Regions from separate parts of the Homo sapiens genome. Here all the other regions are linked to region 2. The links are chromatin loops, found by intact Hi-C in ENCODE. Cell type or tissue: CD14-positive monocyte. All regions are shown on one strand. Links, peaks and the distances in the headings refer to the core of each region. The heading gives the core; the rest is flanking DNA.

Evidence for each region. Peaks named below come from ENCODE experiments on the same cell type or tissue, not always from the same donor. Only the 100,000 strongest peaks of a DNase experiment are listed, where the experiment ranks them.
Region 1: it touches region 2 in a loop (2.9-fold over the local background); 10 of 110 quality-filtered maps call a loop at or near these places.
Region 3: a loop joins it to region 2, with 3 times the contacts of the local background. A loop is called at or near these places in 6 of 110 quality-filtered maps.

Annotation. Positions count from the first base shown.
Region 1 is chrX:154,770,340-154,779,517 of GRCh38, reverse strand. It overlaps DKC1 (dyskerin pseudouridine synthase 1), which reads right to left. Exons shown (of 15, transcript NM_001363.5): 10 at 8,639-8,759; 11 at 6,269-6,387; 12 at 4,813-4,916; 13 at 4,245-4,323; 14 at 3,194-3,331; 15 at 1,829-2,719. The coding sequence ends at 2,651. SNORA56 (small nucleolar RNA, H/ACA box 56) reads right to left here and starts at 4,520; the gene lies at 4,392-4,520. It overlaps MPP1 (MAGUK p55 scaffold protein 1), which reads left to right. Exons shown (of 12, transcript NM_002436.4): 12 at 165-834. The coding sequence ends at 341. In CD14-positive monocyte, for the core only: no CTCF peak of the experiment used is centred there; no DNase peak of the experiment used is centred there.
Region 2 is chrX:154,831,414-154,837,755 of GRCh38, reverse strand. SMIM9 (small integral membrane protein 9) reads left to right here and starts at 3,094. Exons shown (of 5, transcript NM_001162936.4): 1 at 3,094-3,193; 2 at 5,073-5,182. F8 (coagulation factor VIII) reads left to right here. Exons shown (of 26, transcript NM_000132.4): 26 at 4-1,964. The coding sequence ends at 159. In CD14-positive monocyte, for the core only: no CTCF peak of the experiment used is centred there; no DNase peak of the experiment used is centred there.
Region 3 is chrX:154,781,969-154,791,370 of GRCh38, reverse strand. MPP1 (MAGUK p55 scaffold protein 1) reads left to right here. Exons shown (of 12, transcript NM_002436.4): 4 at 303-388; 5 at 1,349-1,417; 6 at 4,971-5,167; 7 at 6,214-6,320; 8 at 7,263-7,343; 9 at 7,864-7,944. Among named protein-coding and RNA genes, the nearest start is that of SNORA56, 12 kb to the right of the region's middle. In CD14-positive monocyte, for the core only: no CTCF peak of the experiment used is centred there; no DNase peak of the experiment used is centred there; H3K27ac peaks cover 1,526 bases.

The DNA.
Region 1 (9,178 bases), core at 2,412-7,411, 61 kb after region 2:
TTCATGCCCTACATTAACATTCTTTCACAATGTCTTCTGAATTTGACTCGTCAAGTATGATGCACAGCTGAGCAACGCTAACAATTGCTGTTTAAAATCTGTCACTGGCCTCTCTGGGCTGGGGGTGGTGCAGCTTGCTTCATCTGTGGCTTTCTTCTTTGCAGACAGAAGCCCTGCAGCAGCTGCAGAAGGACTCTGAGGCCATCCGCAGCCAGTACGCTCACTACTTTGACCTCTCACTGGTCAATAATGGTGTTGATGAAACCCTTAAGAAATTACAAGAAGCCTTCGACCAAGCGTGCAGTTCTCCACAGTGGGTGCCTGTCTCCTGGGTTTACTAAGCTTGTAGAATGGGGGAACCCACTGTATGCCCCTCTCCAGCATTTGGAATTCCACCCGCCTTGCTTTAAGACAAACAGGGCTGCTCCAACTAGTTTTGTGTCAGCTTCCAGCTCTCTGCAGCTATCCTAATTCAGCCAGTAAGGTTCAGTCTTCTTGCTCAGGCTCCTGAAGGGTTGATTCTCCTGATAGATGGGGCCCCACTGATCTGGATTTGAAAAGGATTTCTAGAAATTGGGGGTAAGAAGTACTACCAAAATGTAACTGCTAATCAAGGGTGATGCACAGCAAAAGCAATGGACCCCATCCCTCTAAAGCCTGCCCTCCTTTGCCTTCAACTGTATATGCTGGGTATTTCATTTGTCTTTTTATTTTGGAGAAAGCGTTTTTAACTGCAACTTTCTATAATGCCAAAATGACACATCTGTGCAATAGAATGATGTCTGCTCTAGGGAAACCTTCAAAAGCAATAAAAATGCTGTGTTGAAATGCCAATGACCTTGTAACTCTGGGTTTCCACACAAAAAGAAATGTGGCCCATTTCACTTAAGCTCCTGGACAACAGCATTAACACAAGATGCCTCTCTTGTGTTCAGATGATAAACACTGGTGCCCTGGAAGAGTCCCCATTCTCTGCCCCCACTGCAGGGCTCTACTGGCTAGTGCCCATGTAGAAAAACACCCTTAAGGTTGTTGTAGCTAGTGGAGCGCTCATTGTGGGCACATATTTAGAACGAGAGAAAATCCAAGCCTGGGGTCCCGTGGTACAGTGGAGGCCGGTCGCTGAGCCAGGGCTGGGGCCCACCCTGCATGCCTGGCTCATGATATGGCTACAGCTCAGGGCCTCGCCTCGCTGCATCCAAGAGCGCTTTTTTTTTTTTTTTTTTTTTTTTTTTTTTGAGACAGTCTGTTTTGCCAGGCTGGAGTGCAGTGGCAGGATCTCGGCTCACTGCAACCTCCACCTCCCAGGTTCCAGGGGATTCTCCTGCCTCAGCCTCCCGAGTAGCTGGGATTACAGGCACACGCCACCACACCTGGCTAATTTTTGTATTTGTAGTAGAGATGGGTTTTGCCATGTTGGCCCAGGCTGGTCTCAGACTCCTGACCTCGGGTGATCTGCCCGCCTCAGCCTCCCAAAGCACTGGGATTATAGGTGTGAGCCATTGCACCCGGCCTCTTTCTTGGTTCTTAATACCAAATCGGAAGCAACCCTAGACCTTTCTTCCACTAATCTGTCACCAAGGCCTTCAGATTCCTGCATGTCCCCACCCTCAGCTTCGTTCTCCCGACTCACCCTGCCCCCCGCTCCTGCCAGGCCCACTATGTATAAATACATTAACCCTCTCCTTCTCTGTTCTTCTAGAGATCAGTGGTTTTGTGGTAATCACTGCCTCTGAGTACTTGATCTCACATCAGATGACAGGGCCCAAGGTGGATTGTGTAAGATACAGAACAAAAATGTAAAAACCAGAAAACAAACATAAAAGCATCACATTTCAAATAGGACATAAAGGTCCCTAGATTTTTAATCAAAATATTTTACAATTTTTGCTCTGCTAGCATGAGATCAACAAGAAAACCCAACAGGAATACATAAAAAACTTAACAAGTTGACTTTAATAAGTAAAAATTACAACATTCTTCTCCCAGCAATGAACAATTTCATTTTTTAAAAGTAAACGAGGCCTAAAACAAGAGGGCACAGGAACAAGTAGTCAGATGGATTTAGGTGAGCACTGTACACAAGCTTTGAGGAAGTGCAAAGGACTGACCTCTAGGCCAGAACAAGATGGAAAACTACCAGGCCCATCAGGCCTATAACCCAGACACCAGCATGGACAAAACTCAGTTATACTGAATTCAGAGACAAAATTCAGTGACACTCTTCTACCACTTATTTAGGGTTCTACAGCATTTCACTGAGCAGACTTAGTTTTTTGTTTTTGTTTTACAAACCTTTTAAACAGAGGGGATTTAAAAAATGCAAACTAGGACTACGATGTTAAGACAACCACTAGCAGACAGCTGCGGACAGTTACTGGGTCTGAAGGTGAGGCTTCCCAACTCAAACAGAGAAGTCATTGGGATAAACTCTGCCTCTTTCATCTTTCACCACCCATATCCTTAAAACAGGACAAGATGGGATGACCACACCAGGTAACATCACCGAGGTCTCAAAGTAGCAGCTAAAATGTGCCAGAACTCTTCACCCTGTCTAGGACCTATGTTCCACTCTCTCAGCAACAAAAGGATCTATAACATGTTTTCTCAATAAGGCTTTAGTTTCTCCTCCAGCTTCAAGTGGCCTTCACTACTCAGAAACCAATTCTACCTCTTTTGCTTTCTTCTTCTTCTTCTTCTTCTTGGTGGTATCACTGTCCTAGAAAGAAAGAGAATGAAAGCTCACAGATACCATCCACTAACAAAGCTATGACTCTCCCAGAAGGAAATCTGGTAAAGGTCCACAGTCAAGCAAGCCTTTTTCAGGACCTGTAAGGATATTTTGGGTTAAATGCTGCATGTGACACAAAGTTCTGTAAACCTTTCAGTGACACCCTAGTGGTCTACTTTTGGAAGTGGAAACATTCAGATCACCATCCTACACATCCTCTCCACCCACCATCAATAGAGCTCTAAGTATAAGTGGTAGAGGTCGGGTGCCTCTATCTGTCCATTCCACAGGGAGGGCAAAAGCACTCCAGGAACATGGGGAAGCACTAAAGGCACTCGGTGGCATCCCACCCCCAGGCCACAGCTCCTCCAAGAAGAGTAACAAAGCTGGTACCACCTGGGTAATTCTTTCCCCACGCAGGGACTAAGCCAGCCCAAGGAACCTGAACGTGTTTCCACACACCCCATCTCCAGGCTCGGCCCCGCTCTCCAGACCAGCTTTGGCCTTCTTGTCCTTCTTACTCTTCTTCTTTTCCTTCTTGATCAACTGAGGAGCTGCTGGAGGAGTCTCGTCACTTTCACTCTCACTCTCTCGCTTCCGCTGAGATGAAAGCAATTGGTTAAGTGTTAGATCTTGGGCAATAATGGACAAGAAAGGTTCAGTGAGTCAAAAGGTAGCAAGGCACCAAGAAAGATCCCAACTGAATCTAACAGGACGTTTTCTGACTACAAACCCGGACAGGGCCTTAGTTTACTGAGGATTTGAAGACAGTCTCATCCCCCAAATCCAAGAAGCCTTGAGGCAGGCACAAGAGAAGGAGCACAGCAGCAGCACGGGGCTTGGGGTGGAAAGGCCCGGAGGAGCTGTTTCTCTCATGACTGCAAGGACCTCTCACAGAAAGCAGGCAAAGCAGGAATTCACATCTGACAAGTCAGAAGCTCCTCCCACACAGCCTGTGCAGGATACTCAGTACCGCCCCCGGTTTCTGAGTGCAGACCTGTCATTCTGTGCTCTAATGCCAGCAGCTCCATGGGGTGGAGTTGCCAACCCATGCTTGACTGACTCTTTCAACACTGGGTGGTGCCAGGTTAAGATGCAATTCTGCTCTCTGCTGAATTTTGTATGGCCTCGAATGTCCAACAGCCATGGCCTCTGATTTCAACACATCTGTCCTACCATTTGACCCAGGGCGGGGGCCAGAATTGACACACACACCACCACCCATTCCATCACTGTGTTGCTGCCATAGCTGAGGTAGGAGTCGAGGCCCATCTGATTCCTGAGCCCACATTCCTCCTCCCAGCAGATAGGACAGAGAATACAAATCAGAGGAGCCTGCAGAGCCCAAACAAGCACCCCAGGGTATGAGGCAGCATTACCTGTGTATGCGCTGCACCTCTGATGCTAGCGTATATGGCTGGACTGCGGACAGTCACAAAGTAAGACGAATGCCAGTGCCTCTTAGGATTATCTCCCTAAGCACATTCCAAACTGAGGACAGCATGCCACTCACCTTCGCAGTTTTTGCTGCTTCGGCAACTACCTGCGGGGCTTTTACCACTTCAGCAACCACCTCTTTTTTGGCAGACTCACTGAAAAAGAGGTAGCAATAGGTCAAATTCACTGAATGGCTTTCCAGGGCAGTACTGATGTTATGTAGTGTTATCTGGCAAGTCTAAAGCCACCATCAAAATACTGACGCTGGACAGAAGAACTCACCACTTACTGTTGCAGACTGACTCCCTCTAGAGTCCCACGAGCCAGACTAGAAAGGGATAACTGTCTGCCGTGCAGGCCCACACCCCTAACTGGCCTGGGCAGCCAAAATCTCACGGGAGCTGAAGAGCTGGTTCCTGTGGTCCTGCATTTAGCAAGTTTGCCCCAAACCAAGTGACTCCCCCTCCCCTGGGCTCTACAACCTCCATGCTCACCTGTTCCTCACCTGTTGTCCATGTACTCCTGCGTCCAGATGGCAAGTGGGCTCTACCTTCCCATCCTCACCTGTTGTTGACATACTCCTGCATCAAGGCAGCAAGTGTGCCGTCTCTACCCACCCCGGCTCTGAAACATCCTGCCCTCACCTGTAGTCAACATACTCCTGCTTCCAGGTGGCAGGTGTGCTGTCTGTGGGCTTCCCATGCTTGTCCAGAAGGCCCTGCTTGATCATCAGCTTCTTCTGACTTGCCTGGTGGAACATCAAGGTGTCAACATTAGAATGGTGTCAATGCTGGAAGCGGGCATGGTGACTACAAAGAATAGAACAAGGTTCCTCCCTGGTGTATTCTCAGCAGGGCCTCAAACTCCTCTCCAGAGCATTCAGAATTTGCCCACTAACTCCAACACACACAGGACTTGTTGAAGATCACAAAGCTTATTAGTGAGAGCCTCTGCAGACATAACGTCCCCACCGCAGCCACTCTACTTTTTTGCCTTTGCACATGCTGCTTGCTCCCAATGCCCTGAACTCTCCCCTCCCCTCTTCACTTCACCAACACCTAACCCACTCTTCACACCGGTGTGGCTTAACAGACAATCCCTTGACCAGACTCCTTGACCACTGTGGACACTCCAGGTGACAGACACCTCTCTGCACTCCTTGGTAGCCACTAACGTGCATGAAATTCGCCATTCCACTGTGTGATTACGTGAGTAATGCCCAACTGTTTCCCCTCATTAGACTGAAATCTCTAAGGCCCAAGACAGGGCCTGTTTCCACTCATCGACAACCCAGAGCCCAGCACAATACAAGGCTGTGGTGGTGAAACACACCAAGAGCTGCCCAAGTATTCAACAATGCCAAACAAAAGAACCTGGCAGGAGCCGCCCCATCCGGGAGGGAGGTGGGGGGGGGTCAGCCCCCCCGCCCGGCCAGCCGCCCCGTCCGGGAGGTGAGGGGCGCCTCTGCCCGGCCGCCCCTACTGGGAAGTGAGGAGCCCCTCTGCCCGGCCGCCACCCCGTCTGGGAGGTGTGCCCAACAGCTCATTGAGAACGGGCCAGGATGGCAATGGCGGTTTTGTGGAATAGAAAGGCGGGAAAGGTGGGGAAAAGATTGAGAAATCGGATGGTTGCCGTGTCTGTGTGGAGAGAAGTAGACATGGGAGACTTTTCATTTTGTTCTGCACTAAGAAAAACTCTTCTGCCTTGGGATCCTGTTGATCTGTGACCTTACCCCCAACCCTGTGCTCTCTGAAACATGTGCTGTGTCCACTCAGGGTTAAATGGATTAAGGGCGGTGCAAGATGTGCTTTGTTAAACAGATGCTTGAAGGCAGCATGCTCCTTAAGAGTCATCACCACTCCCTAATCTCAAGTAATCAGGGACACAGACACTGCGGAAGGCCGCAGGGTCCTCTGCCTAGGAAAACCAGAGACCTTTGTTCACTTGTTTATCTGCTGACCTTCCCTCCACTATTGTCCCATGACCCTGCCAAATCCCCCTCTGTGAGAAACACCCAAGAATTATCAATAAAAAAATAAATTTAAAAAAAAAAAAAAAAAAAAAAGAACCTGGCAGGGCACGCAACCCAGTACCACTTACCTTTGGACCTAAACCCCACTTCCGAGGGTAAGTGTCTCTCTCCATGATCACTCTCTTGATCTTGGCTACTATACCATGGTCGCAGGTAGAGATGACCGCTGTGGTCATTAATGCAATAGCTACAGGCATTGAATAAAGAAAAGAATTATTTGAAGGGTGAAAGAATTGATAATTGATGAGCCCCAATTCTACTGTTGTATGCCACTTTAAAACTTTTAAAACTCTGAGCTACTACTTTAATTGGGGTTACCTTTGCTCAGGATGTGCATATGGAGGAAATACTCCATTATGAGAAGGAGGCCTTTGAAATGACGTTAAACTTCTGAAGTTAAAAAACACCTAACCAAAGCACCTAACGATACACATAACAGGCTTGCAGCTCAAGACGTCTATAAGAACGGCATGCACACTCCCTTTGGGGCCACAGAACCTTTGAAGTTTTAAGGATTCCTTTTCTGCTGCTGTCCATAAGCCGTGGCTGCCTTGCCTGCTCACAGAGCTAAGGAATCCTGATGACATGCTTACTTCTGGTACAAATTAGACCCATTAAATGAATAGCTCTAAGGTTCATTCACTAAGAGGGTGCGCAGAGCATTTAAAGTCTTAAGAGACAATCCAACAGTAGCTAAGCTTTCACAAGTTAAAAAACACTGGTACTTTACATGGAACCACAAAAGACTCAAAATAGCCAAAGCTATCCTAAGCAAAAAGAACAAACCTGGAGGAATCACATTACCTGACTTCAAATTATAGTATAGAGCTACAGTAACCAAAACAGTATGGTACTGGCATAAAAACAGGCACATAAACCAATGGAACAGAATAAGGAACCCAGAAACAAATGCACACACCTACATTTAACTCATTTTTGACAAAGGTGCCAAGAACATACACTGGGTAAAAACCAGTCTCTTCAATAAATGGTGCTGGGAAAACTAGATATCCATATGCATAAGAATGGGAGAAAATATCCGCAAACTACCCATCTGACAAGGGATTAATAACCAGAATATATAAGGAACTCAGCACTATAGGAAAAAAAATCTAATAATCTGATCAAAAAACAGGCAAAAGATTTGAACAGACACTTCTCAAAAGAAGACAAATAAATGGCAAACAGGCATATGAAAAAGTGCTCAATGCTGATCACGAGAGAAATGCAAATCAAAACTACAATGAAATATCATTTCACTCCAGTTAAAATGGTTTATATCCAAAAGACAGGCAATGACAAGTGCTGGCAAGGATGTGGAGAAAAGGGAACCTTTGTACACTGTTGATGGGAATGTAAATTAGTATAACCACTATGAAGAACAGTTTGGAGGTTCCTCGAAAAACTAAATTGAGCTACCATAGGATCCAGCAATCCCACTGCTGGGTATATACCCCAAATAAAGGAAATCAGTGTTATCAAAGAGATCACAGTAGCCAAGATTTGGAAGCAACCGAAGTGCCCATCGACAGATAAATGGATAAAGAAAATGTGGTACATATACACGATGGATTACTATTCAGCCTTAAAAAAGAATGAGATCCTGTCATTTCCAACAACATGGATGGAACTGAAGATCGTTATATTAAGTGTAATCGGCCAGTCACAGAAAGACAAACATTGCATGTTCTCACTTATTTGTGGGAGCTAAGAATCGAAACAATTGAACTCATGGACAGAGAAGAGTAAAAGAATGGTTACCAGAGACTGGGAGGGTAGTGGGGGGCTGGCAGGGAGGTAGGGATGGTTAATGGGTACAAAAAAAAAAAAAATCAGGCCCGGCATGGTGGCTCACACCTGTAATCCCAGCACTTTGGGAGGGCAGATCACCTGAGGTCAGAAGTTCGAGACCAGCCTGACCAACATGACAAAACCCTGTCTCTACTAAAAATACAAAAAATTAGCCAGGTGTCATGGTGTGCACCTGTAATCCTAGCTACTCGGAAGGCTGAGGCACGAGAATCGCTTGAACCTGGGAAGCAGAAGTTGCAGTGAGCCGAGGTCACGTCTCTGCACTGCAGTCTGGGTGAAAAGAGCAAGACTGTCTCAAAAAAAAAAAAAAAAAAAAAACACCACCACCAAAAAACCAAAAGAATGAACAAGAAGAGTGAGACTATTTAATAGCACAACGGGGTGACTATAATCAATAATAACTTAAGTGTATATTTTAAAATAACTAAGGTGATAAATAACTAACAGTAAAATAGGATTGTTTGTAACACAAAGGATAAATGCTTAAGATGGATGCCCCATTCTCCATGATGTGATTATTATGTATTGCATGCCTGTATCAAAACATCTCATGAACCCCATAAATATATACACCTAGTATGTAACCACAAACATTTAGAATTTAAAAAATAAACATCCCCTCTTACCCATGCAGATTGCTTCTCCTTTGGTGGTGATAACCACAATCTCCTGATTGACCTCAATGCCGTCCTCATATCGAAGAACACCTGGAAGCATAATCTTGGCCCCATAGCAGATGGCATTTACCTGCAGAGATGGCACCAAGTGTAAGGGGCCCAGCTGCTGCCCTCCACCCCACTCCCACACCAGAGTAAAGGAGGACAACAAGGGAGTGGGGCCTGACACCAGGAAACAGGGATGACACTTATAGCCCACTAGCTGCAAGGGGCATGAGTGGTACTCAGAAGAGCCACCTCACTGTGCTATAGGTACCACTCTCCGCACATTACACACGACTCAAAAGTAGTAAAGAAGACTTTCAGGTTTTCAGGTTCTAGAGACTCACAAGTATTTTCTTTTTTTTTTTTTTTTTTTTTTAATTTTCAGGCAGAACCTCCCTCTGTTGTCCAGGGTGGAGTGCAGTGGCACATTCTCGGCTCACTGCAACCTCCATCTCCCAAGTTCAAGTGATTCTCAGCCTCCCAAGGAGCTGGGATTACAGGCAC
Region 2 (6,342 bases), core at 1-5,000:
CAGGTTTTTCAGGGAAATCAAGACTCCTTCACACCTGTGGTGAACTCTCTAGACCCACCGTTACTGACTCGCTACCTTCGAATTCACCCCCAGAGTTGGGTGCACCAGATTGCCCTGAGGATGGAGGTTCTGGGCTGCGAGGCACAGGACCTCTACTGAGGGTGGCCACTGCAGCACCTGCCACTGCCGTCACCTCTCCCTCCTCAGCTCCAGGGCAGTGTCCCTCCCTGGCTTGCCTTCTACCTTTGTGCTAAATCCTAGCAGACACTGCCTTGAAGCCTCCTGAATTAACTATCATCAGTCCTGCATTTCTTTGGTGGGGGGCCAGGAGGGTGCATCCAATTTAACTTAACTCTTACCTATTTTCTGCAGCTGCTCCCAGATTACTCCTTCCTTCCAATATAACTAGGCAAAAAGAAGTGAGGAGAAACCTGCATGAAAGCATTCTTCCCTGAAAAGTTAGGCCTCTCAGAGTCACCACTTCCTCTGTTGTAGAAAAACTATGTGATGAAACTTTGAAAAAGATATTTATGATGTTAACATTTCAGGTTAAGCCTCATACGTTTAAAATAAAACTCTCAGTTGTTTATTATCCTGATCAAGCATGGAACAAAGCATGTTTCAGGATCAGATCAATACAATCTTGGAGTCAAAAGGCAAATCATTTGGACAATCTGCAAAATGGAGAGAATACAATAACTACTACAGTAAAGTCTGTTTCTGCTTCCTTACACATAGATATAATTATGTTATTTAGTCATTATGAGGGGCACATTCTTATCTCCAAAACTAGCATTCTTAAACTGAGAATTATAGATGGGGTTCAAGAATCCCTAAGTCCCCTGAAATTATATAAGGCATTCTGTATAAATGCAAATGTGCATTTTTCTGACGAGTGTCCATAGATATAAAGCCATTTGGTCTTAATTCTGACCAATAAAAAAATAAGTCAGGAGGATGCAATTGTTGAAAGCTTTGAAATAAAATAACAATGTCTTCTTGAAATTTGTGATGGCCAAGAAAGAAAATGATGATGACATTAGGCTTCTAAAGGACATACATTTAATATTTCTGTGGAAATATGAGGAAAATCCATGGTTATCTGAGATAGGAGATACAAACTTTGTAATTCTAATAATGCACTCAGTTTACTCTCTCCCTCTACTAATTTCCTGCTGAAAATAACACAACAAAAATGTAACAGGGGAAATTATATACCGTGACTGAAAACTAGAGTCCTACTTACATAGTTGAAATATCAAGGAGGTCAGAAGAAAATTGGACTGGTGAAAACAGAAAAAACACTCCAGTCTGCCATATCACCACACAATAGGATCCCCCTTCTTGCCCTCCACCCCCATAAGATTGTGAAGGGTTTACTGCTCCTTCCATCTGCCTGACCCCTTCACTATGACTACACAGAATCTCCTGATAGTAAAGGGGGCTGGAGACAAGGATAAGTTATAGAGCAGTTGGAGGAAGCATCCAAAGATTGCAACCCAGGGCAAATGGAAAACAGGAGATCCTAATATGAAAGAAAAATGGATCCCAATCTGAGAAAAGGCAAAAGAATGGCTACTTTTTTCTATGCTGGAGTATTTTCTAATAATCCTGCTTGACCCTTATCTGACCTCTTTGGAAACTATAACATAGCTGTCACAGTATAGTCACAATCCACAAATGATGCAGGTGCAAATGGTTTATAGCCCTGTGAAGTTCTTAAAGTTTAGAGGCTAACTTACAGAAATGAATAAGTTGTTTTGTTTTATAGCCCGGTAGAGGAGTTAACCCCAAAGGTGATATGGTTTTATTTCCTGTTATGTTTAACTTGATAATCTTATTTTGGCATTCTTTTCCCATTGACTATATACATCTCTATTTCTCAAATGTTCATGGAACTAGCTCTTTTATTTTCCTGCTGGTTTCTTCAGTAATGAGTTAAATAAAACATTGACACATACAAACAAATGCCTTTGAGAATTGTGTTTTTACACTGGAAATAAAAATGTGAACACTGATTTTTAAAACAAATAGGGGCACTGAATAGCAAGATGGACACTCTAGAAAACCAAATTAGTGAGTTAGAAAACCAGATTAAATTGAACTCAGAGTAAAAATGATATAATTCATGAGAGTCTGAATAAAATAAATCAGAAATGGAGCCTCAATCCAGGAGAACAGCTTATATGGAGAGAGAGAGACTGAGAGAGAAATGGGAGTTTCTGTTCAATGGGCATAAAGTTTCAGCTATGCTGCTGGGCACAGTGGCTCATGCCTGTAATCCTGGCACTTTGGGAGGCCAAGGCGGGCGGATCACCTGAGGTCGGGAGTTCAAGACCAGCCTAGCCAACATGGCGAAATCCCGTCGCTAATAAAAATATAAAAATTAGTTGGGCATGGTGGCACATGCCTGTAGTCCCAGCTACTTGGGAGGTTGAGGCACAAGAATCGCTTGAACCCGGGAGGCGGGTGGAGGTTGCAGTGAGCCAAGATCGTGCCGTTGCATTCCATCAGCCTGGGCAACAGAGTGAGACTCCATCTCAAAAAAAAAAAAGTTTCAGTTATGCAAGATGAATTAAGTTCTACAGATCTAATGTACAACATTGTGCATATAGCTAACGATACCATACTGGGCACTTAAAAATTTGTTAAGAGAGCAGATACCACGTTGTGTTCTTACTACAGTTTTACAACAATGCAAAAATGCATTGTAAACACTATGTGCAAATAGAATAGCAAAGAATGTATACAGTGCCCATGAGCATAACATTCTAGTGGACCCACAATGCATCAGAGTTCAGTGAGACTCAAAGGGAGAAGAATGTTGGCAAAGTCAGTGGGGAGGAGAAAATGAGTGTGATGAAATAGGCGGTCTCATTAAACTTCCCTTACAAAACACAAGATCAAAGATAAAATTATTAAGAATTTCGAGACAGTGACATCAGAGCAAACGAAACATAGGGCCCCTCAGGGTGTGGGGCCCTGTAGACCTGCATAGATCAAACTCCCATGAAGCCAATCCTGAGTCCCAGGCAAGCTGGGACTTTTGGTCATCCTAGCAATAGTCATGTGAGTGCACCATCTTGGAAGTAGATCCTCCAGTACAGTCAAGCTTTCAGATGACTGCAGTCCCAGCAGATACATGACTCCAATCTCATCATCCACTCCAAAACTAACCTACAGAAACTATAAGGTAATAAATGTTTTCTTCACAGTTGCTAAGTTGGAGGTCATTTTTCATTCAGCTAAAGTTAACTTATATGACAGCCATATTCTTTTTACAATGGAAAAGTCAGACAGGCATACAATGCTCATTTTCAGCTTATTCACATTGTCACTATTTTGTGGGGTTACCTGGTGGGCACAGGACAGTGACCAAGTTTGCAGGTCCTCCAGCTCCTGCTGGATCTTTTAGCTTCTCCAAATCCTAGAAAAGTTGTGTGTTTAGCTCTTTCAGAAAACACCTGACCTTCTCATGCATGTTACTCCACCATCGAAGTTAGAAGCTTGGAGATAACATGAGACTGATGCAGGTTTTAGTCCATTTCATGGGCTCTTCTCTTTTCAGGCTTCCAGTGTATACTTGCTTTCTCCACTTCACCTCACCTTTCCTTCCACAGAAAGGTCAGGGTATGGAGCTCATATGAGGGTTTAGAGGAATTTGGCTCAAGGGCCAGGGCCAGCTTCCTCCAGTGTTTCGGGTCACAACCTAGATACACCTTTATCAGCGCCTGGGAATGTTCAAGGTCCTAATTTTCATTCAGGCCTGTTGGCTGGGTCACAGAATGATCAAGCCACTCCATGATTTTCTAGCATGACACAGCAAGAAACTGGGGGAGACTGGAGGACTCTACAAAAACTTTCATTTTATGTATTTCCTGGTAGCTCTGTTTTCTGATAGAACCTAACTGAGATACCATTTTTGCCAGTTCTTCTATGGATAAGTATTATTTTTTTAATTTTTTTAATATTTTATTTTTTGTAGAGACAGTATCCTGCTATGTTGCCTCGACTTGATTTGCATTTTTTTTTTTTACTTTAAGTTCTGGGATACATGTGCAGAACATGCATGTTTGTTACGTAGGTATACATGTGCCACGGTGGTTGGGTGCACCCATCAACCCATCATCTAGGTTTTAAGCCCCTCATGTCCCCCAGGCTGGAGTGCAGTGGCATGATCATAGCTCACTGCAGCCTCAATCTCCCAGGCTCAAGCCAGGCTACTGCCTCAGCCTCCCGAGTAGCTGGGACTACAGGCATGCACCACCACACCCAGCTAATTTTTAAATTTTTTGTAGAGACAGGATCTCGCTATGTTGCTCAGGCTGGTCTCGAACTCCTGGGCTCAAGCTATCCTCCTGTCTCAGCCTCCCAAAGTGCTGGGATGACAGGCGTCTGCCACTGTGCCTAGCCAGTACTATTTCTTTTTAATTAGTTTGTAAGAGTTCTTTGTACGTTAACAATCTTAATTGAATGTCTGTCGTATATGCTGTGAAATTACTTAATTTGTCATTAACCTTTTATCTTTTTTAAACAATGTTTTGCTATATGAAAGCTTTACATTTTTATGTTATAAATTTATCAGCATTTTCATTTATGGCTTTGGGTTTTATGACATGCTTAGAGTAGCTTTTTCTGCACCAAGATTATAAAAATATCCACACATAGAATTTTCTATCATAAAAGTATGACAGAAAATGTCATATTTTGTATATAATTTTATTTTTTGTTTAGTCCTGGATCCATCTAGAATTTCTATTTTGCATAGCATGGCAAAGGGCTCACACCCAACATCATATTAAATAAGGTCTTTTTCCCTGATATGAAATGCCACATATATATGTTATTATAATGCATAGTTAGATACCATGTGGTGAATAAAATATCTTAGAATTATTCAAGCCTAAGAGGATAGAACTACTGCAAGGATGGGTTTTGGTATCAACACAGATGTTTATACATAGAGAGAAAATGATGTCTGTGTGCTTAGCTGTCAAATAAGGAGACTGGGGGAGGGTTAAATGTAATCAGTGATATCATAAGGAGTGGTGGAATTCTGTTTGGAACTTCAGAGACCTAAGGAGAAGACTGACCAGCTTCTTCTGAAGACTTCTGCCCTCTAAAGACTAAGGCCTAATTCCACTGGTTTCTTTGAATTCCGTGGTCCTAAGTCCATTTTCAGGTAAGTGGTTTCCCGCTGGATGTGGGTCTCTTTAAGCCGTATCAAACAGTAGGTGAGTGTATCAGTTATAAATGTCTTAAGTAATAGGAGGCCCAAATTATAATGGCTCAAATAAAAGTATATTTTTCTCATACCATGCAGTCCAGAAGTAAGCAGATACAGGTGTTAGTTTAGTGGCTTGAAATTATCAGAGCAACTTCAGGCAACATTTCTTAAGCAATATTCAAGGCAGCATAAAGGGAAAATGGTAGCACCATCTCTTTTATCAAGACAGCAAAAAGCCTTCCCAAAAGCTATCCATCAGATTTCCCTTATGTTTCATTATCCAGAGCTATGTCACATAGCCATGCCTAACTTCAAGGATGGCTAAGAAAGGGAGGATTCAGCTTTTTCAGCTTATCTAGTTGGATGTAGTAAATGAAAAATGGGTGGGAACAATATCTGCCAAAAGTCGCCATTCATTCAAAAAATATTTATTGAGCACCTGGATACCCTATGTGCTAGGTACTGTTTAGCAGTGAACAAAACAGACAAAAATCCCTGCACTCATAGAGCTTACATTATATTCAGGAGATACATATAATAAAGTAAAGTAAAATATATTCTACTAGGTTCTGATGAGGTTCTGGAGAAAAATCAAGCAGGTAAGACAATTAGGAAGTTTGTAGGAGGGTGGTACAATTTTAACAATGGGATCTAAGGAAAATCCTCATTGAGAAGGTGATATTTGAGTACCTGACAGAGGTGAGGAAATAAATTCTGAGAATACCTGGGGGAAAAGCATTCCCTGGAAAGGGAAAAGCAAGTTAAAAAGCCCCAAGGTAGGAACATGCCTAGCTTGTTCAAAATGAAATGAGGCTAAGTTGGAGTGATGATCAAGAGGAGACTCATAGGATATGTGGTCAGCAGTAACTAGGACATAATCTGACCTACAACCTACCAAGATCTCTTTGGCCACTCACTGGAGAAGAGGCTTAAGGGAGGCAAGGACGGAAGCAGAAAGACAGAGATGATGGTGGGTAGCAGTGGAGGTGGTGTGAAGTGGCAGGATTCTGGATACGTTTTGTAAGTAAAGGTGACTAGACTTTTCTGATGGATAAAGTGTATGAGAGAAAAAGAAGAGTCATTACTATATATGTAAATCTAAGCAAACATTTACT
Region 3 (9,402 bases), core at 4,184-9,183, 51 kb after region 2:
TTGCCTTGCTTTGTTATTCTTTTTAGTGTATACATCTGTGTCATAGTCTGGAGTCAGTAGCCACTCTAGTTCCAGGAATTTGAGGACAAGGTGTTTTATTGTGCTGTTGGACTACTGAGGCCAAGGAGGATGAGACCATCTTAAACTGTCAAGTCAAATGTTTTCAATCCTGAGTATTTGACACAATCTGTTTCATAACATGCTGTAAATCCTGGTTTCTCTTCTATGGTATCTTGAGTTACATTGACAGCTCCTGTTTGAACTTTTGTTCTTTTGTGGATTGATTTTTCATTTCATGGCAGGCTCCCTTCACGTGGGGGATGAGATCCTAGAAATCAATGGCACAAATGTGACAAATCATTCAGTGGATCAGCTGCAGAAGGCGATGGTGGGTATTTTCTATGCTAGATGAAGACCTTCCATTGTCTCCATAAGTGTTGATCCACATTGGTATCAGTGACCTCATCTCTCTGTCAAAGTATTTGTACCTTCTTGAGGGGGCTCTTTTCACTGCTAGTCTTTAATCTGTGTAAGAAATGATAATTTTCTGCCTTTATTTAGTAAAATTCTAAAGCAGGGCAAATAACCCAGAGCATCAATCTGGTGTTCCATGAAGTAATGCCAAATGAAGTAAAGCAAGCTATAACGTATATAGTAGAATCCCATTTTTGTTAAAAACAAACAATACATATGTATGCATAATGTATGTAAATATTTGTAATGCTTTTGTTGGTATGGGGAAAGGCGTGGATATATATGCGCCATAGTTCATTTTTAGGAACTTCTTCAGGACTTTTTGGGGTAAAGAATGGGGAAGAAAAGTCTTTTTTTTTTTTTTTTGAGATGGAGTTTCGCTCTGTCACCCAGGCTGGAGTACAATGGCGTGATCTCGGCTCACTGCAACCTCCGCCTCCTGGGTTCAAGCGATTCTCCTGCCTCAACCTCCCAAGTAGCTGGGATTACAGGTACCCACCATCACGCTGGCTAATTTTTGTATTTTTAGTAGAGACAGGGTTTCACCATGTTGGCCAGGCTAGTCTTGAACTCCTGACCTCAGACGATGCGCCCACCTCAGCCTCCCAAAGAGCTGGGATTACAACAGGCGTGAGCCACCGTGCCCAGCTCGGAAAAGTCTTTAGTTAGCTTTTCTTTGTTACTCTTTGCATGTCTTCATATTGTTATGCTGATTTATGGGGCACATGACACTTTTGTATTAAAGGAGGAATTGTCCTACAAAATCTCAAAATGTAAAGATGGTTGTTGGGGAAAAAAACCTGGGACTTTGAATGAATGATCACATCATTCAACTTAGTTTTCTGTACAATTTTATGTCCATTTTTTTTAATAGAAAGAAACCAAAGGAATGATCTCATTAAAAGTAATTCCCAACCAGCAAAGCCGTCTTCCTGCACTACAGGTGGGTGGCACCATTTTCTCTGTTGTCATGATGGCAGGAGTCGGGCCATGTTGTCTTATATTCTTTGAAATTTGATTATAAGGGATGTGAGTCTAACTTTAAGTTCTAAGTATCTCGCAAGTGTGTAGCTGCTTGGCTCAGGGTCCCATTATTCCCTGCCTGGTATAAAATACAGGAGCTCATTCCCCTTTCCTCAATGGAGAACATAGTGACGACAGGAGTAGAGAATGAATGAGCCTTTGCTGCTAGTGGTCAGGTAGGAAGGGAGAGGGTAATTTTATTCTACAGATGGTAAGGAATCAATACAGCTCCAAGAGGAAAATGGGTAAAGGGAATGAAGAGATCATTCACAGGAGGAAAACTACAAATGAGCATTGAACATATGAAAAAATATTTTATCTTACCGATCATCAAAGAAATGCAAATTAAAATATGCATGAGACACCAGTTTTCACCAAGCAAATTGGCAAATACTTTTTAAAATAGCAATAATAAAGCCCCGTGATTGATAGTGGCAAAGTAAAGAAAGAAACAAAAGATAGATAGAATCTGTTGAGCACTTATTCACAATTTATTGAGGGTCTACCATGTACAAAGTACTGTGCTAGAACATGGAGGTGATATAAAGAGAAATGGTTCCCAGTTCACACATAGCTCATCAGCCAGTAGAGGAATAGATTGGACAGGGCCATGGCAAGTCAATGTGGAAGAAGGAGATATTTAAAAGAATAAATCTGAAGTTTCTATTGCAGGTTACTTGTAGTGTGACGGTATAATTTTCTTAAGTAAACTTTTAAATTGCAGTTTTGGCATATATGGGCATATATTCAACAAAGGGCACAAATCACAAGTATAAAACTGGATGAATTTTCACAAACTGAGTACACCCATGCCTAAGACCGCCGCCCCCTCACCATGCGTGTTTCCTCAAGGCCCACCATAACCCTGACTTCTAACAGCAGGGATGAGTTTTGCCCCCTTTTGAAATGTATTAACGTTGAATTATACAGTATGAATTCTTTGGTGTCTTATTTTATTCGCTCAGTATTATGTTTATGGGAATCATCTATATTGCTTCATTCTCATTCATTCATTGTATGAACATGCTACAATTTAATCTATTCTGTCAGCTTTTTTGGTCTTACATTGAATGGCTGCCATTCACCAAACAGGATCTAATTCAGCAATATGAGAAGATTTACTGCCTGAAGGGCAATAAATTCACCACGTTAACAGAAAAATGGAGAAAAATCATATGATTTTTGTGCATGTGTTTTGTGGATACATCTATGCCTTTCTTTTGAGAGTAGAATTGCCAGGTTGTAGGATATATGTGTCTTCATCTTTAGGTGATATTGCCAAATAGTATTCCAAAGTTGGTGAACCATGTTACATCCCCAACTGCACAGTATGACAGTTCTGGTTGTTCTGTATTCTCACCAATACTTAGCATTGTCTGATTTGTTGGGTTTTTTTTCACCCTTTGGCCATCCTGATGGTGGTATCACATTGTGATTCTAAAAATTCTCTAATGACTAATGAGGGTAAACTCCTTTTTATATGTTTTTTTCCACTTGGATATCCTCTTTTGTAAGATACCAATTCAAGGCTTTTCTTACTGATTTGTAGCAGTTCCTCATATATTCTGGATAAGAGTCCTTTGTCATATGCATCCCAAGTATGTTCTCTTCTTCTGTGGCTTATTTTCTTCATGGTTCCTGTTAATGACTAGAAACTCTTAATTTTAATGAAATCCAATCTACCACTTTTTTCTGATTAGCACTTTTTATGTCTTGTTTTAAAAGTTTTTACTTACCACAAGGTCAACAAGATATTCTCCTGTGTTTTCTTCTAAATGCTTACTTGTTTGATTTTTCACATTTGGATCCACAACCCATCTGGGATTGATTGTTATATACATTGTAAGGTAAGAGGTCAAGATTCCAGTTTTTCCATATGGATACCAATTGAACCAGTATCATTTACTGTACACTGTCACTTTTGTCATGGTAATATTTACAGGTCTATTTTGGAACTTTTTATTCTTTTCTTTTGGACTGTTTGTTTATCCCTGTGTCAAACCTACATATCAGTTTGGATAAAAGAGGCATCTTCACAGTATCCCAGTGGAAGTGATGATAGCAGACATCTTTGTTTATTTTTCCATCTTAAAGGGAAAGCTGGCCAGGTGTGGTGGCATGCGCCTGTAATCCTAGCACTTTGGGAGGCCGAGGCGGGTGGATTGCTTGAGCCCAGGAGTTCGAGACCAACCTGGGTAACATAGCAAGACCCATGTCCTTTGAAAAAGGCAGGGAAAGCTTTTAATCTTTCACTGAGAAGTATGACGTTGGATGTAGGGTTTCTGTAGGTATTCTTTCTCACAGTAAAGAACCTCCCTTCTATTCCAAGTTTGCTAAGAATTTTAATCTTGAATGGGTTTTGAATGTTATCACAGGCTTTTTCTGCATCTATTGAGGGGATCATATGATCTTTTTCCATTTTTATGTTAACGTGGTGAATTTATTGCCCTTCAGGTAGTAAACCTTCTTATATTGCTGAACTAGATCCTGTTTGGTTGTGATTTATTATACTTTTTATACATAACTAAATTTGACTTGCTGATATTTTGTTTGGGGTTTTTACATCTCTGTTGCAGAGAGAAATTATAAGATTCTTGTCAGATTTGGGTATCATGCTTATAATGAGTTGGGAAGTGCCATCATTTTCTATAATCTGTTTTCGTATGAGATTAGCCTTCTTTCTTCAAATGATGCTTGGAAAATTTGTCAATGAAGTAATGAGGTAGGTGTGTGTGTGTGTGTGTGTGTGTGTGTGTGTGTGTGTGTGTGTGTTTGGGAGCAGGAGAGGAGAATTTTCAATAATAAATTCAAGTTCTTTGATAGATATGAGTGTCCATATTTTCAATTGTGAAAACAGTTGTTCAAAGAGTAGCTGCCCTGTACTGAGACAGACGACCCAGATCCAGCAGTAACTGTGGACACGTTGACGTGGAAAGATATCTCATGCCTTCTTTTTTTTTTTTTTTTTTTTTTTTTTTGAGACGGAGTCTCACTCTGTCGCCCAGGCTGGAGTGCAGTGGCACAATCTCGGCTCACTGCAAGCTCCACCTCCCGGGTTCAAGCGATTCTCCCGCCTCAGCCTCCCGAGTAGCTGGGACTACAGGTGCACGCCACCACACCCAGCTAATTTTTGTATTTTTAGTAGAGACGGAGTTTCACCATGTTAGCCAGGCTGGTCTCCAACTCCTAGCCTCATGTGTTCCACCCGCCTCGGCCTCCCAAAGTGCTGGGATTACAGGCGTGAGCCACTGCGCCTGGCTTCTCATGCCTTCTTGTTAAAGGGATTCATTCTGACCCCTCCGCAAACACAATCACTTCAGCGTTTCAATTTCTCTTTCTTGGGTGCTCCCCCACCATTCTTACCTCCCTGTTGTTCATTCCATCCTGACCCCATTTGTCTACAGCAGGACATGCTCTGATGCTGGTGTTTCTTTTGAAGCTGCCGCCTGCAGTTCCTTTTACCTTCTTTTTAGATGTTCATGAGAGCGCAGTTTGACTATGATCCCAAAAAGGACAATCTGATCCCTTGCAAGGAGGCGGGACTGAAGTTTGCTACTGGGGACATTATCCAGATTATCAACAAGGATGACAGCAATTGGTGGCAGGGACGGGTGGAAGGCTCCTCCAAGGAGTCAGCAGGATTGATCCCTTCCCCTGAGCTGCAGGAATGGTGAGCCATTTTTGTGCAGGTGGAAGGGCCATGTGCCTGCCACAAATAACTTAGCTTCAGAAAATCTGTCATTTTGTTTGTAGTTTCTGTTTCTCAACCAAGGAGACCTCCTAGATTTCCTGGCATAATGGGTGGGGGAGGGTTAACCATGCGTTGATAAGCTGGACTGAGAGGCAACCACAGGCAAGGGAGCCCAAATAGCTCTTCATTCTTATGTGGGCCTCTTGCTTCCTTAAACGTTTTCCCCATAGTTACCAAGCACGTGACAGTGCTGGGACTGAGCCCTCCCTGGTCTCCTGTTTCCCAAGCTAGTGCGCTTCTACCAGCCATGCTGTTTCTGGGATTTCCTTGGAGTCCTGCAGAAAACAGTCGCATTTAAGTATGTGTCCTTTAGGCACATTCCTGGTACATGGAAGAAATAATTCCTGTCCCCGAGTCAGATTGCTCACTTAGTCCTGGTTACATCATAGGAATGGCAGAAAAATTCACAAAACAGTTCCAACTGATAAGACATCCAACACTGAGCCTCCCTCTGCCTGTGCAAACTTACCCCAGTGTAAAGATTACAACCATTGTGGGGTTGACACTGAATAGAAATATTAGAATATATTACATGTAGTAATACAAGTTATTGTTTTGTGAAGCAGTTGTTTTAGATATATATGTGGGGTGTGTGTATGTGTTTTGTTTATAGATGTATGTGCAATAATGGCTTGCAATGTACAGTGTATTTCTTAGAGTGAGGTAGGGTCATAAAGGTTTGAGACCTTTATGGTCTAGACCAAAGAAAGAGAGTTGTTTGTGGGTTGTGTCCAGAATGTGCTGACAGGTACTAGATGACACAGACTCAAGGAGCCAGGTCCCTGACTGAGGGCAGGGCACAGTGCAAGATGCACCAAACAGTGTATGGGGTGCTTTGCACACATTATCTCCCACTGTAATGGACACTCAGAGAGTGAAGGGGGTGCCATTAGAGACTGAGTGGCTGGGGGGGGTATGAGGGGAGGGGGAGGAAAGCTGACCCCTTGATTGTCTTTTCCTACCAGGCGAGTGGCAAGTATGGCTCAGTCAGCTCCTAGCGAAGCCCCGAGCTGCAGTCCCTTTGGGAAGAAGAAGAAGTACAAAGACAAATATCTGGCCAAGCACAGCTCGAGTAAGCTTTCTGAGCCTTCTTGCCCCAGGTTCCTGGCAGCATTCACGTGTTTCCCAGTCTCTGTAACCAGCAGAAAAGGGGAGGTGGTGCAGTGCGCAGCAGAAGGCGCATTCTACAGAAAGCATGTCATTTCTTCTGGTTTCTTTTTATTGAATCCATCTTCACAAGCTTGCTGCAGTCAGGCCAGTGGATGTAAAGGAGGACTAGTGGTGAGCCCACACCTGCTCATCACCCCACCCCTCACACAGAAGTAGATGTGGTGGGAGAGGGGAAGTGAGGCAAGAACACAGGCCAGAGGGAGAGGCCAGGGCCAGGTCATAGGGAGCTTCGTGCACCCTCCCTAGCGTTTTAAATTTTGCACTATAGACTGTGGAGCTGGTGAAGGGTTTTGAGCAGAGAATTCGCACGGTCAGCTTTCCATCTGCATTTCTCTTTTCTGAGACGTCACGTGCACACCACCAGCCAGGGAATGATCGTGGCAGTCTTGGGTTGTAGGCAGGTAAGGGGGTGGAGAGTCAGGATGACACCAGGTCTCTATCTTGAGCAGCTGGGTCAATAGCACCACCATCTTCTAAGATAAGGGACATTCAGGCAGAACCGAGATAGCATTGGCATTCTTCAGCTCTAAGTGCCAAGGGAACATCTGATACTGAAACTATGGAGAAGAGATGAGGACAGGAGACAAGAAAAGTTGGCTCAGAGAGATAGGGCAAGGAGGAAGAGAGGGTGCAAAAGTTAGATAAACTCCCTTGCTCAAAATTCCCTCACCACACTAAAAATACAGTCCAAAGTCCTTCCTCCACACCAACCTCCCTCGTCTCATCTCTAGTCACTTCCTCCCTGCTTGTTGAGATGTCGCGAGGCTGTTTCCCATTTCAGAGTGTGGACCACTGTTCTCCCTAGCTCTGGAAATGAACACTGCTTGGTTTTCTTTGTCTCTAGTTTTTGATCAGTTGGATGTTGTTTCCTACGAGGAAGTCGTTCGGCTCCCTGCATTCAAGAGGAAGACCCTGGTGCTGATCGGTATCTTCTCATTGCCCCATTTGCACATTTCTGTCTTTGTTTTCCTGCCTGCATCACGTGCCCACCCCCAAAAAAGGCAGTGAGGAAGAAAAGAACTGAGGTCTCTTGGGTTCTCCATATAGAGCAGGTGTAAGGAATTTTCTGAATCCTCACGTGCACCCCACCTGGGTCCACCTCACAAATGAAACTAAACCTTACAAGTTTCTCTACTATTTAGCAACGAATTATTTTTGGTTAGGTTTCATGCTGTCTGCTGGCAGTGATACGCTTTGTAAATCTCCCTTCCCCCAAGCAGTGACTCTGACCTGAAACAGAGTAAGTCCTTGCTTCAAACCCAGGTATGTAGGCTTTGCCTCTGGCGGACTGCTCACCTTCCTGTCTTTAGAGTTGACCCCAGCCCAGATGCAACCCCAACTCATGTTCACCTGTTGGCAGTTTTGAGTGCCGAGAGAGGAAAATCCGTATCTTATCCTCGCTCCTCTCCCCCCTTTCCAAAAGATGTTCTTCTCTCTCTACACAGGAGCCAGTGGGGTGGGTCGCAGCCACATTAAGAATGCCCTGCTCAGCCAGAATCCGGAGAAGTTTGTGTACCCTGTCCCATGTAAGTAGCTCTTAGGCACCTTGGAGGGGAGGTGACAGGCTGGTACCACTCGCCATCTGAAATACCATAGTGTTATTTTATTATTTTTTAAATTATTTTATTTTAAATGATTATTAAAACTAAACAAAATATGGAAAGATAAAAATTTGTGCCCACAATTCCTCCACCTAACAGAATAACTGTTTTCTTATTGTTATTCGTGCTGTTTGTCTACATAACAGAAGCTATAGTAAACATTTTGATACTGCCTTAAAAATTACTAAGTATTAAAGTTTATACATATAACTTTGTCATTTTACTTTTTAAACATTTTCTCATGTTCCTCTGCAATTTGCCTAATTCTCTTTGAGAACTATCCCACTCTTGATGTTCAGGCTGCCTCTCATTTTCATGGAATGTCTTCTAAATCAAAGCAGTGCCTAGGAAAGGCCCAAACGATCTCAACAGCAGTCCTAGATATGGAGAAGAGTAGCGCCAGTGATCAGGTGGAGAATTTGATAACTCTTCCATTCCCAGAAGTGATGCTGCATGGTATAGTTGTGTATGTTCCCAGAAAGAAATACGGTGATTCCTCACTTAATATTGTCAATAGGCTCTTCGAAGACTGTGACTTTAAGTGAAATGACATATAACAAGAACCAGTTTTTTTACTCATCAACAATACAATGAAATGAAGTTGAACTAAACCATGTTAGTCAACGACCAGCTGCATGTGATTTCACTTAAAGTCACATTTTCTAAGAACCTACTGATAATAATATTAAGTGAGGAATTACTGTACTGCTAAGCAAAATAGAAAACCAGATTCTAAACCTCATATTACTATTTTTTAATTCTTTCTTCATTTTGCTTTTTTACACATGGATCATTGAGAGTTGTCTCGTTGCTGGAGGGACATAAGAGTTATTCCAGTGTCACATTAGGAGCAGAAAGAGATGGCCCCAGGAGTGAGTGGGGAAGCAGAAATAACCAGTACAGGCTCCTCCTTCAAGAGAATCACATGTGGTTGTAGATTGAGGGGAAGGGGCCAGTTGAGAGACAAGTGTGATCCGGAAGGCAAAGGAGACAGTCAATGGAAGATGGAAAGAGGGGAGGTTGGGAGGATTGTGTTTCAAGCTACAATATCTGGAGCATATTTTACTGATTAGACAATTTATATGAGTAATAGAAAATAGTCCAACTTTTAACAACATGAGCTGAAACTAAACCAAAGTACTCTTCTTTCCAAGTCATGAAAAGGAAACCTTAAATATATTTCCAAGAAATCCTGACCATAGTCTGTAGATCTGTTTTTAAAATATTTTCCGCTATCTTCATTTCTAAGTTTCAATATTCCTAGATTTGGTAGTTTGAGAGATGTAACTTCATTTAGGGAAAATGATAATAGGAATTTTCTATGTTAGGCTTTGCCCCTTAAAAATTAAATGTGTCCTGGGCAGATGGAGGGATTTCCTGGTG